2 separate regions of the Homo sapiens genome follow, and region 1 is linked to region 2. Evidence: chromatin contacts called from ENCODE Hi-C or POLR2A ChIA-PET data. All regions are on one chromosome and are shown on one strand. Each heading gives the region's core, a stretch centred on a gene start or an enhancer-like site at or near the end of the contact. The rest is flanking DNA. Distances are from core to core; before and after follow the strand shown.

What was found. A loop is a pair of places that touch in the nucleus more often than their neighbours do. ChIA-PET counts read pairs that join two places held with the same protein, here RNA polymerase II (POLR2A). Pooled maps may share reads with other maps.
Region 1: a map of CD4-positive, alpha-beta T cell shows a loop between it and region 2 (5-fold over the local background). The contact joins the promoter of HADHB here to the enhancer-like site in region 2. A Hi-C loop is called at or near these places in 3 of 168 maps with a recorded cell type or tissue (CD4-positive, alpha-beta T cell, dorsolateral prefrontal cortex and sciatic nerve), 1 of 37 single-sample maps with no recorded cell type and 9 of 50 pooled maps. POLR2A ChIA-PET finds 5 or more read pairs at or near these places in 4 of 52 experiments (H1, K562, WTC11 and 1 more).

Annotation. Positions count from the first base shown.
Region 1 is chr2:26,243,496-26,249,634 of GRCh38, forward strand. HADHB (hydroxyacyl-CoA dehydrogenase trifunctional multienzyme complex subunit beta) reads left to right here and starts at 1,444. Exons shown (of 16, transcript NM_000183.3): 1 at 1,444-1,495. HADHA (hydroxyacyl-CoA dehydrogenase trifunctional multienzyme complex subunit alpha) reads right to left here and starts at 1,137. Exons shown (of 20, transcript NM_000182.5): 1 at 1,035-1,137. The coding sequence starts at 1,101. RefSeq lists enhancers at 979-1,659, 1,514-1,613, 2,472-3,199.
Region 2 is chr2:26,083,404-26,089,778 of GRCh38, forward strand. All of the region lies in intron 1 of RAB10 (RAB10, member RAS oncogene family), which reads left to right. All of the region lies in intron 1 of LOC105374333 (a long non-coding RNA gene), which reads left to right. Among named protein-coding and RNA genes, the nearest start is that of RAB10, 53 kb to the left of the region's middle. Within about 2 kb of position 2,933, at least 5 of the 41 ENCODE cell types and tissues checked have a DNase peak (open chromatin) inside an H3K27ac peak, as active enhancers do.

The DNA.
Region 1 (6,139 bases), core at 194-2,693, 160 kb after region 2:
TGGAGACTAAAAACAGCTGTTGAAAAAAGGGAGCAGAAAAATATTCAATCATTAAAAAAATCCCCTTACAGTAAGGGATTTCAGCTACTTGTCTAAAAAAAGCATACTACTTCAGCGGTTCCGGAAGAGGGAAGAGAGGTAATTCATATTACAAATTAAATTAAAAGTTAAAATTTCTAGTTAAGTAACTTATTAAGCACAACATGCAATAAAACGTTGTCCACTTTTGACTTTACAGATTTGGGATGGAAAGAAAATGCAACGTTTCCTACAACCACCCACTTTAACCCTTTCACTGCCAGTTTGAAAAGGAAAAACACTAGCTAATACAGGCTGACTGGGAATCATCAGATTACAAATCGTTCTCAGAACGATCTAACATTTTATTGCTTAAGGTAGAGGTATTAGCGTATTTTTAAAGTGTGTCTTCCAGTAAGTTGCAGAACTTCCCGCTGAAATTCAAAATACTATACGTTCACACTGACATTACTGAAACTGCAAGAGTTGAGCTCCCTACTTGATTGGGGTAGTAAGCACAAAAATGGTTTTGAGGGAACGGAGCAGGGAGGGGCAGTGATCTGCAAGGCTGATTAATCCCATACAAGACAGCGCTTGTTGCGGGGTAAGGTGCTGTTTTTAAGACAGCTCTTGTTGCGGGGCAAGGTGCTGTGGAGCCACAAAGATGCGACAGAATGGATCCCGATTCTCCTGGAACTCCGGATCAAGAAAATATGAGGGGCGTGAGCCCAGAAGTGCGACGCAAGAGACCCGCGGAAAGGTGACAGAACGAGTGGCACCAGACTCAGAAAGTTGGGGAGTTAGGAAGCCTGAAATCGCCGCAGGAGTCGTGAGAGGGGAAGTGACAGTCTCTTCAGAAGGTCACGGGAAACCGGGTCCCAGGGCAGTATCCCCACAGAGGGCTGCGTCTCCGGGCTGGGGCAGGCGGCAGCGAAAGGGAGACGCGGCTCCGGGGCCACCCCAGTCCCGGCAGGAGTTCTGCCCGGAGGTCTGGGATGCCCTCGGCCAGGCCTCACCTCGGGAGCGGAGGATCCTGAAGGCAGAAAAGCGGCTGAGGATGCCAATCGCCCGGCAGGCCACCATCTTGAGCTGAAGAGGACAGCAGTGGAGAGCGCCTCTAACGGGTGCGGCCGAGCGGAGGACTTTTCTCCCGTAGCCTGGCAGCCAGGCGCCTGGAGCACTGCCTGACTAAAACCCAGATGCCGAGTGGCCGCCGGCCCCTTAGCCCTGCCCCTCGCTCCTGGCTAACATGGCCGAAAGGTCGTATTCTCCGGGGGAGGACGGGGGCCCGGAGAGGAGGGGGTGGAGTGCCTGGTTTTCCAGTCAGGCGGCCGGAGGGCAGCCCTCAAGAACGGCCCTGACCGCCCGCGGGGTGAGGGGCCCTTTCTGGGCAGGACCCGCCCCTTGGTCCCGCAGAGCCTTGGTACTTGGACCTGAACCTTGCTCCGAGAGGGAGTCCTCGCGGACGTCAGCCAAGGTGAGACGGCGAGCCCTCAGCTCTCCGCCCGGGCTTTCCCAAAGGCGAGATTCCACTTCCTTCCCCGCAACTGTCGCCGGTGCCCCCGGCCCCCTCCCCTCCCTGGGAAAGTGGGAGTTGAGGGAGCGGAAGGAAACTCCTCGGACAAGGTCGGCAGTGCTAGCTGCAGTTAGGACAGTGACTTGGACTAGCGTTCCAGCTGAAGTTCGGGACAGTAGTGTCACCTGCGCCCTAATTTATCATCACAAGTTAACGAAGTCTGGGGGTGTGGGGGTGTGTGTGTGTGTGTGGGTGTGTGTGGGCGTGTGTGGGCGTCGGCCTTAATGTAACCCTGGTCTGCGTAGAAGTGTGTGTTGTTTCGCCTGCTTCCCCTGTACCCAGGTCGGCGGCTATAGAGATTGTGGACGGCGCCATGGGTTTGCCCGATTTCTGCTGTAAAGAATAAGACTAGGTCAGGTGACCTTTCGGGGCTTGAGTGTGGGAGGAACGGAGACAATCCTCCATCCGGCTCCGTTATCCAGATAATCCTGCGCTCTCGGGGGTTTTCCGATCTGGATGATTATCTATCTGGTCGTTCACACCTCAGCTCACTTAAGCGGTGAAGAAACTGCCTACGAATCAGAGAGAGTGATTTTACCCATGGCCATATGTAGTAGAAATAAGACTGGAGCCTAAGTCTACTAACTCCTAGTGAAGAGTTCTTCATTGCATGGTAGCTGTTTTTGTGCTGGAATGATGGGCTGGAGTCCTGGAATAAAGTGATTGATTTCAAAAGGAAGTCACATTGAGAGCCTGCTGTGCTCTGGTCACCTTCATACCTTTTTGTTTAGTCCTCACATTCCCCAAATTATTATCATTTGCATTTTCTAGATGAAGTTTGGGAAGCTCAGAATATATACATTTTCTAGTCTGTGACAGACCTAGCATTCAGACATAAGTCTGAGTCTCACTACTCGCCAGACTGACAGCTCTGCAGGACAGGAAACAAGGGGCATCGAAGTTAAGACTGAAATGAGTATAGAGACAGAGTAGAGAGGTTTCTGTTTAAAGCTCAAGTTGCATAGTGAGTGCTCATCATGTGAGCACTTTAAGCAGAAACTGGATGACCTGACCACTTCTGAATAAATTGCAAAAAGGATTCTTGATAATCTTACAAGGTTTTTACAGTTCAGAGCCTGCCTCCTGCCCATGTAATGCTTTCTTCAACACCTAACTGCGTGTAACACTTATTATTTAGGTCAGAAGTGGTAAATTTTGTTGTTGTTGTTAAAGGTCCAGACAGTAAATAGTTCAGGATTTGCAGGATCACTTTGGTCTCTGTTATATATTGTTTCTTTTGTTTTGTTTTGTTTACAACTTTTTTTTTTTTTTGAGACAGTTTTGCTCTTGTTGTCCAGGCTGGAGTGCAGTGGCGCGATCTTGGCTCACTGCAGCCTCCTCCCGGGTTCAAGTGATTCTCCTGCCTCAGGCTCCCGAGTAGCTGGGATTACAAGCGCACACCACCACGCCGGGCTAATTTTTTGTATTTTTAGTAGAGACGGGGTTTCACCATGTTAGCCAGCCTGGTCCCGAACTCCTGACCTTAGGTGATTCGCCCACCTCTGCCCCCCAAAGTGCTGGGATTACAAGTGTGAGCCACCACGCCCGACCTTACAACTCTTTAAAAATGTGAAAAACTATTTTTAGCTAGAGGCCCGTGTGTTGTAGTTTGCCAATCCCTGATTTAGATCACTCATTTGGCTCCATTTTTTTGCTCCCTGTGCTTTCTCTACAAAACTAAGCTCCATCAGGGCAGAAATGTTATAATGTTTCTTTGATCCCTAAGCACTTTAGTCCAATGGTTTATATAGAGGGAAACAGTACATTTGTATCACCATCTCTACTGGTAATAGCAAACACAGGTATACCCCTAACTGTGTATCAAGCACTGTTTTAAGTGGTGTGTGCACGTGGGTGTGCGTGCGTGTGTGTGTGTGCGCGTGCGCGTCCTATGTGGTTAAGTAACTGGCTTAAAGTCATACAGCTAGGGTGAATCAGGATTTGGACATAGTCTGGCTTTAGTTCTCTTAACCATTACGTTGTGTTTCAAAGTTGTAATAATGAGCTGTTAGAGCCACCCCATCTTGCTTTTGTTTTCATTACTTGCCTAGACTCTTCTTCCTTTCCCTTGCTCCCAGGTGCCTGCAGCTTCGTGTATCTTTCCATAGTTCACACCTTACTCAGGCTTACCCTAACCAACTCGATCCTACCCTACCCTACCCTGGAGTTTCCATGCTTTGAATATTTTTACCAAAATTTCTGTTTTCTGAAGTTTAGCAAATGACAGAAAGGTCAGCTCTGCTATAGGATAATTTGCTTAGTCCCTCTTACTTTTGAAATCTCTATTTTTTATTAACTATTGAAGGAATACATATTCCATGTAATTTTTTATTCAGAAACTACAGAAAAGTCTAAAGAAAATCTGTAATTCCACCACCCGGAGATAACTACTTTTAACATTTTGATGTGTATTTTTCTGGACTTTTTAAAATGCATTTGTATATTTGTATATATTTATATAAGATATTGATGTACAGTCGGCCCTTGGTATCTGTGAGTTCTACATCCTCAGATTCAACCAATGTCTGAGTGAAAATGTAGTTAGGCCTACAGTGGTTTCATTTGTCCTGAACATGTACAGACTTTTTTTCTCATCATTATTCCCTAAACGATACAGCATAACGACTATTTACATAGATTTACATTGCATTCGGTATTGTAAGTAGTCTAGAGATGATTTAGAGTATGCATGAGGATGTGTGTAGGTTCTTTGCAAATAAATACTATGCCATTTTATGTAAAGGACTTGAGCATCCTTGAGGTTTGGTATCTGAGGGGGGTTCTGGAACCAATCCCCCTTGGATACTGAGGAACAACAGTATATATAGATTTTAAATAAAACTAGAATTATGCATAAGTAAAATGCTTATTTTAAAAAAATTAAAGAGAACAGAAGAATATTAAATAAAAGCCTTTCTTTATCCTTCCATGTCTAGACTCATAGCTTCAGGGACTTTCTTTTCTCTTTCTCTCTTTCTGTCACAAAATGGTTGTTGTAGTAGGGTTTACTTACCCATTTCCCTATTTTCCAGTTATTCTAATCTATTATTCTAATTTCTAATACACATTGTTCTGTAGCTTGCTTTTTCATTTAATATATATTATGGACATTTTTCCATGTCAGTATATATACATGTACATCATTTTGTTTCATTTTCTTTTCCAAACTGCCAAACAGTATTCCATGGTGTGTTTATACTATAACTTACTTAACTGTTTCCTACTGATGTGCATTTAGATTAGTTACGGTTTTCCACAAATATAAACAGTGCTATAGTGAACACCTTGAGTATTTCTTTTTTTTTTTTTGAGACGGAGTCTCGTTCTGTCTCCTAGGCTGGAGTTCAGTGGCGTAAGCCACCACCCCTGGCCCACCTTGAGTATTTTACGCTAGAGACCTATATATGCTATACATACATTTTGAATATTTCTATAGGTTAGAGACCAATAAAAGGCATTATTGGACTCAAAAATTCACATTTTAAATTCTGATCTATAACTACAAAATTGTCATCCCAAAAGGCCTTAGCATTTTACATGTCTTCTAGTGTATGGAAGTGCCTATTTAGTTAGATGCATTCTTACTAGAATTATATATTAACCATATTTTCAATGTTTGCCAATCTGAAAACCACAAAATGATACCTTGCTTTGATTTAAAAAACAACAACAACAACAACAAAAAGGCTGGGCGCAGTGGCTCATGCCTGTAATCCCAGCACTTTGGGAGGCAGAGGCGGGCGGATCACCTGAGGTCAGGAGTTCAAGACCAGCCTGGCCAACATGGTGAAACCCCATCTCTGCTAAAAATACAAAAATTAGACAGGCGTGGTGGCACGTGCCTGGAGTCTCAGCTACTCGGGAGGCTGAGGCAGGAGAATCGCTTGAACCCAGGAGGTGGAGGTTGCAGTGAGCCGAGATCGCGCCATTGCACTCCAACCTGGGGGACAAGAGTGAGACTTTGTCTCAAAAAAAAAAAGAAAATCACAACTTTTTGTTAGTGAGGTTGAACATTATACATTTTGTTTATTTGGCATTTTAATTTCTTCTGTGAATGGCTTGTTTTCTCATTCTTGCTTTTGGTCATGTATCAGGAAGGAGTCTTTCAGTTGCAAATAACAGAAAATTCAAATCAAATTGGCTTCTTAAAGGGGATTTATTAGTCCGGGCGTGGTGGCTCACGCCTGTAATCCTAGCACTTTGGGAGGCTCAGGAGTTCGAGACCAGCCTGATCAACACGGTGAAATCCTGTCTCTACTAAAATAAAAAAAATTAGCCTGGTATGGTGGTGTGCGCCTGTAGTCCCAGTTACTCGGGAGGCTGAGGCAGGAGAATTGCTTGAACCCAGGAGGCAGAGGTTGCAGTGAGCCAAGATCGCGCCGCTGTACTCCAGCCTGGGCGACAGAGTGAGACTCCGTCTCAAAAAAATAAATAAATAAATAAAGGAGATTTATTGGCTCACAGAACTGAAAAGCACAATGAGAGGTTGGGTTTCAGATGGGATTCGGCCAGGACTCTTCTTTTTCCAGAATTCTCAGCTCCGTA
Region 2 (6,375 bases), core at 1,683-4,182:
CCCTTCCCCCTCAGCTTTCCCCTCTTCCCTCCCCTCCCCCAAAACCTTCCCCTCCTTTCTCCTTTCCTTCCCTGTACTTTCCTTTTGTCTCACTCTGTCACCCAGGCTGGAGTGCAGTGGCACCATATCAGCTCACTGCAACCTCCGCCTCCCAGGTTCTAGCAATTCTTATGCCACAGCCTCTGCAGTAGCCGGGATTACAAGTGTGTGCCACCACACCCGGTTAATTTTTTGTATGCTAGTAGCTGGGATTACAGGTGTGTGCCACCACACTGGGCTAATTTTTTGTATCTTTAGTAGAGACTGGGTTTTGCTGTGTTGGCCAGGCTGGTCTCGAACTCCTGGCCTCAAGTGATCTGCCCACGCCGGCCCCACAAAGTGCTGGGATTACAGGCGTGAGCAGCTGCACCTGCTTAATCAATTGGAGTTCTGTGTTTAGCAGCAAACAATGAGAAAATGAAATGTAAAAATATATTATTTACAATAGCATCCAACAAATGAAAATGAAATGGGGATAAATTTTAAAAATATATGCAAGGCTTAGACATGGAAAACTACAAAATATCGCTGAGAGAACTAAAGACAGCCCAAATAAAGAGAGCTATACCGTATTCATGGATTAGAAGGCTCACATCACTCTGCTCAAAATGCTCCCTGTGTTTCTTGAACATGCCAAACATATTTGCATGTCAAATCCATTGTACTTGTTATTTTCTCTGCCTGGAACACTCTCCCCAAATAGTCACATGGCCTGTTCCCTTACCTTAAGGTCTTTGCTCAAATATCTCTCAGTGCGTCATTCCTTGACCACCTCATATAAGATAGCTCTTCCTCCTGTTCTTGTTCATAGGATTTATTATTACTAACATCAGAGATTTGAAATTGGGGGGAATGGGTAATACCCTTTCATAAGTTCCCCCAACAGAAGGACTTTGCCTTATTCATTGCCAAGTGTGTAGTAAGTGTGGTTTACCCTACTGAAACTCATGTTACTATAATGTGAATTAGCTTATAGCCAATTGTTAAAAAGTGAATGATATCGCAATAATGAGGAAATCATGTTGGGTCATATGTGCTTTTCCCTAGTGTATTATGTTTTGGTACATGGTACACCATGTTTTGGTACATGGTACGTGTTTTTGGTACATGGTATACCAAGTACATTATTATTACAGTTGATTGCAGCAGTATGTCCCAGAGGAATACAAAAGTGTGCACATGGAATTCATCCCTCAGCCTTGCCATTGGTACAGTTTGGCCAAGGGAAGTTTATAAGGTTCTATGTAATTTTTGTACATTTTACCCCTTCAGTTTCAGTCGTTATATCCCTTTTCATCGAGTTACCTTCATCTTTTTTAAGGGTAAAATTCGATACTTATGGTTGCTTCTTTATTAAGAATTCATGTATTTTTAATAGTGCTAGTATTTTTAGTTTTCTGGACAAAGTTGCTTATGAGTAACTACCTCAAACCTAACTTTTCTTATAAGCCTGATTATTTTTAATTTGTGATTTTGCAGAACTAAAGGGTTATTTAGGAATGTGTATATTGCATTGTACTAGAAATGCTTGTATTATCCCCAGTTACAACTAGTCTCTTAGTTGTAGTTGGCAAAAGTTCAATTTAGCTTTGATTCTGTCACCCAGAATTTTTCAGTATCAAGGAACTTCTTCCATCTCAACCCATTTCAGAAATCAAAATGAGTGGAGCTACAGCATGTGGCAAAAGGAATAATGGATAAAATAATTGGACTTCATCAAAATGAACTCTTGTGCATCAAAGGGCATATTAAAGTGAAACAACAGGCCGGGGGCAGTGACTCACGCCTGTAATCCCAGCACTTTGGGAGGCAGAGGCGGGTGGATCACTTGAGGGCAGGAGTTTGAGACCAGCCTGACCAACATGGTAAAACCTCATCTCTACTAAAAATAAAAAAAATTAGCTGGGTGTGGTGACGCGCGCCTGGTATTCTGGCTACTTGGGAGGTTGAGGCAGGAGAATCGCTTGATCTGGGAGGCAGAGGTTGTGATGAGCTGAGATTGCGCCACTGCACTCCAGCCTGGGTGGCAGAGCAAGACTGTGTCTCAAAAAAAAAAAAAAAAAAGTTATGCAAAAAGACAGCACTTTCAGGTCACCAGCTTGACCTTCTTCCAAGTGTATTTTCCTTCGCTTTGTTCCTGCTCTAAAGCTTTTTAATAAACTTTCACTCCAGCTCTAAAAAAAGAAAAGAAGTAAAAAGACGGTACAGAATGGAAGAAAACATTTGCAAGTCATGTATCTGATCAAGATTAAGATTCCAAAATATATAAAGAGACTGGGCACAGTGGCTCACACCTGTAACCCCAGCACTTTGGGAGACTGAGGCGAGTGGATCACCTGAGGTCGAGAGTTCGAGACCAGCCTGACCAACATGGAGAAACCCTGTCTCTACTAAAAATACAAAAAAATTAGCTGGGCATGGTGGCGCATGCCTGTAATCCCAGCTACTTGGGAGGCTGAGATAGGAGAATCACTTGAACCCAGGAGGCAGAGGTTTCAGTGAGCTGAGATCACACCATTGCACTCCAGCCTGGGCAACAAGAGCAAAACTGTCTCCAAAAAAAAAAAAAAAAAAAGGGGGGGGGCAAAGGGGCCCGATGCGGTAGCTCACGCCTGTAATCCCAGCACTTTGGGAGGCTGAGGAGGGTGGATCACCTGAGGCCAGGAGTTCAAGACCAGCCTGTCCAACATGACAAAACCTCATCTCTACTAAAAATACAAAAAAAAGTAACTGAGTCTGGTGGCAGTCCCCTGTAATCCCAACTACTTGGGAGGCTGAGGCTGCGGTGAGCTGAGCTTACACCATTGTACTCCAGCCTGGGCAACAAGAGCGAAACTCTGTCTCATAAAAAATGGGCAAAGGACTTGTGGAGTTCAAAGACGTACAAGTGATCAACAAACACATGGAAAGTTCTCAACATCATTAGTCATTAAAGAAATGCACATAAAAAACCACAATGAGGTATCATTTCCTACCCACTAGGATGGCTATTTAAAAACACAAAAGGAAAGTAACAAGTATGATTGAGGACGTGGAGAAATTGGAGCCCTTATACGTTGCTCATGTGAATGTAAAATGGTACAGCCACCATGGCAATTCCTTAAAAAGTTAAACTAAGGTTTCCCATGTGACTCAGCAGTTCCACCTGTTGTGTATGCCCAAAAGAATTGAAAACAGATACTCAAATACATGTATATGCATATTCATAGCAGCTCTATTCATAAAAGCCAAAAGGTGGAATTTAACAGCTCTATTCATAAAAGCCAAAAGGTGGAAACAATTTAGATTTCCATCAGGAGATGATTGGATAGACAAATTATGGTGTACGCATACAGTGGAGTATTATTCAGTCATAAAAACGGTATACTAATATGTGCTGCATAATACGGACGGACCTTAAACATACTAAGTGAAAGAAGCCAGACACAAAAGCTAACATGTTGTTTGCTTCTATTTCATGAAGTATCCAAAATAGGTAAATCCACTGAGACAGAATACAGATGAGTGGTTTCCAGGGACTGGAGGGGAGGGGAGAATGGGAAGCTGCTGAATGGATATGGGGTCGTTTTGAGGTGATGAAAACATGTTGCAACTATTTAGAGGTGGAGGTTACACAACATTATGAATTGTTCACTTTATTTTTTCTTTTTTTTTGTTCGCTTTAAAGTGGTCAGTTTACTGTGAATTTTACCTCAAAAAATAAAAATGAACAGAACTTAGTGTAGGTTAAAAGCATGCATGGTATGAATCAGACATGGTACTGAATACTGGTTCTGCCATCTGTTAATCCTGCAACTTTAAGTAAATTACCTTGAACTCCCTGTTTTATAAAATAGGCATATTGGTACTCTCAGGATTTTTATGAATAGTGAGACAGTATATGTGAAATGCTTAGCACTCTTAGTAATTACCTAGTAAACATTAGTATTACTGCTGTTATTGCTGCTGCTGCTGCTGTTGTTGGTGTTACTATTATTATGACGAATTTTCGCTCTCGTTGCCCAGGCTGGAGTGCAATGGCGCAATCTCGGCTCACCGCAACCTCTGCCTTCTGGGTTCAAGTGATTCTCCTGCCTCAGCCTCCCTGGTAGCTGGGATTACAGGCGCCTGCCACCATGCCCAGCTAATTTTTGTATTTTTAGTAGAGACGGGGTTTCACCAGTTGACCAGGTTGGTCTCAAACTCCTGACCTCAGGTGATCTGCCCACGTTGGTCTCCCAAAATGCTGGGATTACAGGTGTGAGCCACCACGCCCAGCCTTTCTGCTGTTACTTTTTATTTTATTCCTCATTTGCAGAAAGGAAATAATACTATGAACTAGGATTATCCTGAGGTTTTAATGAGTTAATCCATGCAAAGATCTTCTAACAGTGCCAGGCACATTGTAAAATGTTAACTACGCTGTTACTATTATTACACAAAAGGATCTTTAGAGGAAACTTTCACATTCTACATTTTCACATCTGCATACAGATAAAGAAACAAATACCCATATTGGAAAATGACCTTTTCAAAATGTATACTGTTAGTAACAAAGCTAAGACTAGAACCTGGTCTTGAAATCCAATGCCTAAGCGGCATTCAAACGATACAGGTGTATGATTATTTCCTTTCCAGGTAGGTGGAAAACACTTGATTTTCACTTGTTAAAAACCCCAGAAATGGATCATTTAACTATAAATGATGGTTTGGTTATTTGGTTGGTTGGTTCTGCCTGCATTAATTACTGTGTATTGATAAGTCATCAGAAGCCAAGCTCTGGAAAACTGATAGAGTGGCTAGAGGTTGCAGTTACTCCTCTTGCCACTGGATGGTGCTTCTGCAACATCATTAAGGCAGATATGGTGGCTGATACTGTTTTTCTCTTGAGCAGCTAAAAATTGAAATACTCTTGAGCTGGGCCCTAGGAATCTGTAAAAAGTGAGAATTTCCTTTAGTGTGTTTTTACATAAGCAAAACCAAAAAAGGAATCACTGTTTGGATCAAACCCTGTGATTTCTGTGCTAATTTAGCAAATGGTAATGTTGCAGGAGAGTCTGATTATTTCTTCTGACAGAATTTCAGAGGGTGGTAGGCTTTTCTAGCATCTCTTATTAGCTGAGCTATTGACTTTCCTCTCATCTCTCAATTTTATAAGCTTTTCCACCCTGTTCATCTTTAGTTTAACTTGTCCCCCCACCAAGTTGGAGTCTTGCGAATCTTGCTCTGTCGCCCAGGCTGGAGTGCAGTGGTGCGATCTCGTCTCACTGCAACCTCCCCCTCCCCGGTTCAAGTGATTCTCAAGTGATTATCCTGTCTCAGCCTCCTGAGTGGCTGGGATTACAGGCGCCCGCCACCATACCCAGCCAATTTTTGTATTTTTAGTAGACACAGGGTTTCACCGTGTTGGCAAGACTGGTCTCGAACTCCTGACCTCGTGATCCGCCCACCTGGGCCTCCCAAAGTGCTGGGATTACAGGCATGAGCCACCATGCCCGGCTTATCTTCAGTTTTTCTTAGGTGTTTGCATGTGGGTATATAGGGTGGGGGAGGGTGGAAAGTACACACTAATGAAACCATGATATTTACTTGAAAAAAGTTTAGCGCTATGAAAGTTGTGTTTGAATGTGACTACAGGAGAAAAACTGGAGGGAATAAGACTGGAGAGGTGGCTTGGGGCCATGCTCAGAAATATATTTATTCATAGAGAGTGATGATTGAGGCCGGGCACGATGGCTCATGCCTGTAATCCTAGCATTTTGGGAGGCCAAGGTGGGTGGATCACTTGAGGTCAGGAGTTCAAGACCAGCCTGGCCAAAATGGTGAAACCCTGTCTTTACTAGAAACAAAAATTAGCCGGGCATGATGGTGGGTGCCTGTAATCCCAGCTACTCAGGAGGCTGAGGCAGGAGAATTGCTTGAACCCAGGAGGTGGAGGTTGGAGTGAGCAGAGATTGCGCTGCTGCACTCCAGCCTGGGCGATAGAGTGAGACTCTGTCTCAAAAAAAAAAAAAAAAGAGAGAGTGATGGATTGAATTGAAGTGGTTAAGCAGTGGAGAGAATGCATTTGTAAACATACCTCCTTCTCTGTTAGCCTCATTTTTATTTCTATTAATAGGTACAGATTTTTAGAAGTCTTATTACTTCAGGGCTGTGACAGTGAAGCAGCAACTGCAACAACAAATTCTTGCCCTGTATGCACCTGTGCCTTACCTTTCCCAAACATTTTTAGGCTTTTTCTTCTGTTATTCAACTCCATATTCTCTAGTCATATGTTTCTAAACTTTAAAAAAACCTAGTCTTAGAAACACTCTTCTTGTTATGGAAGATGAGAATTTAATACTCTTACACCACCAG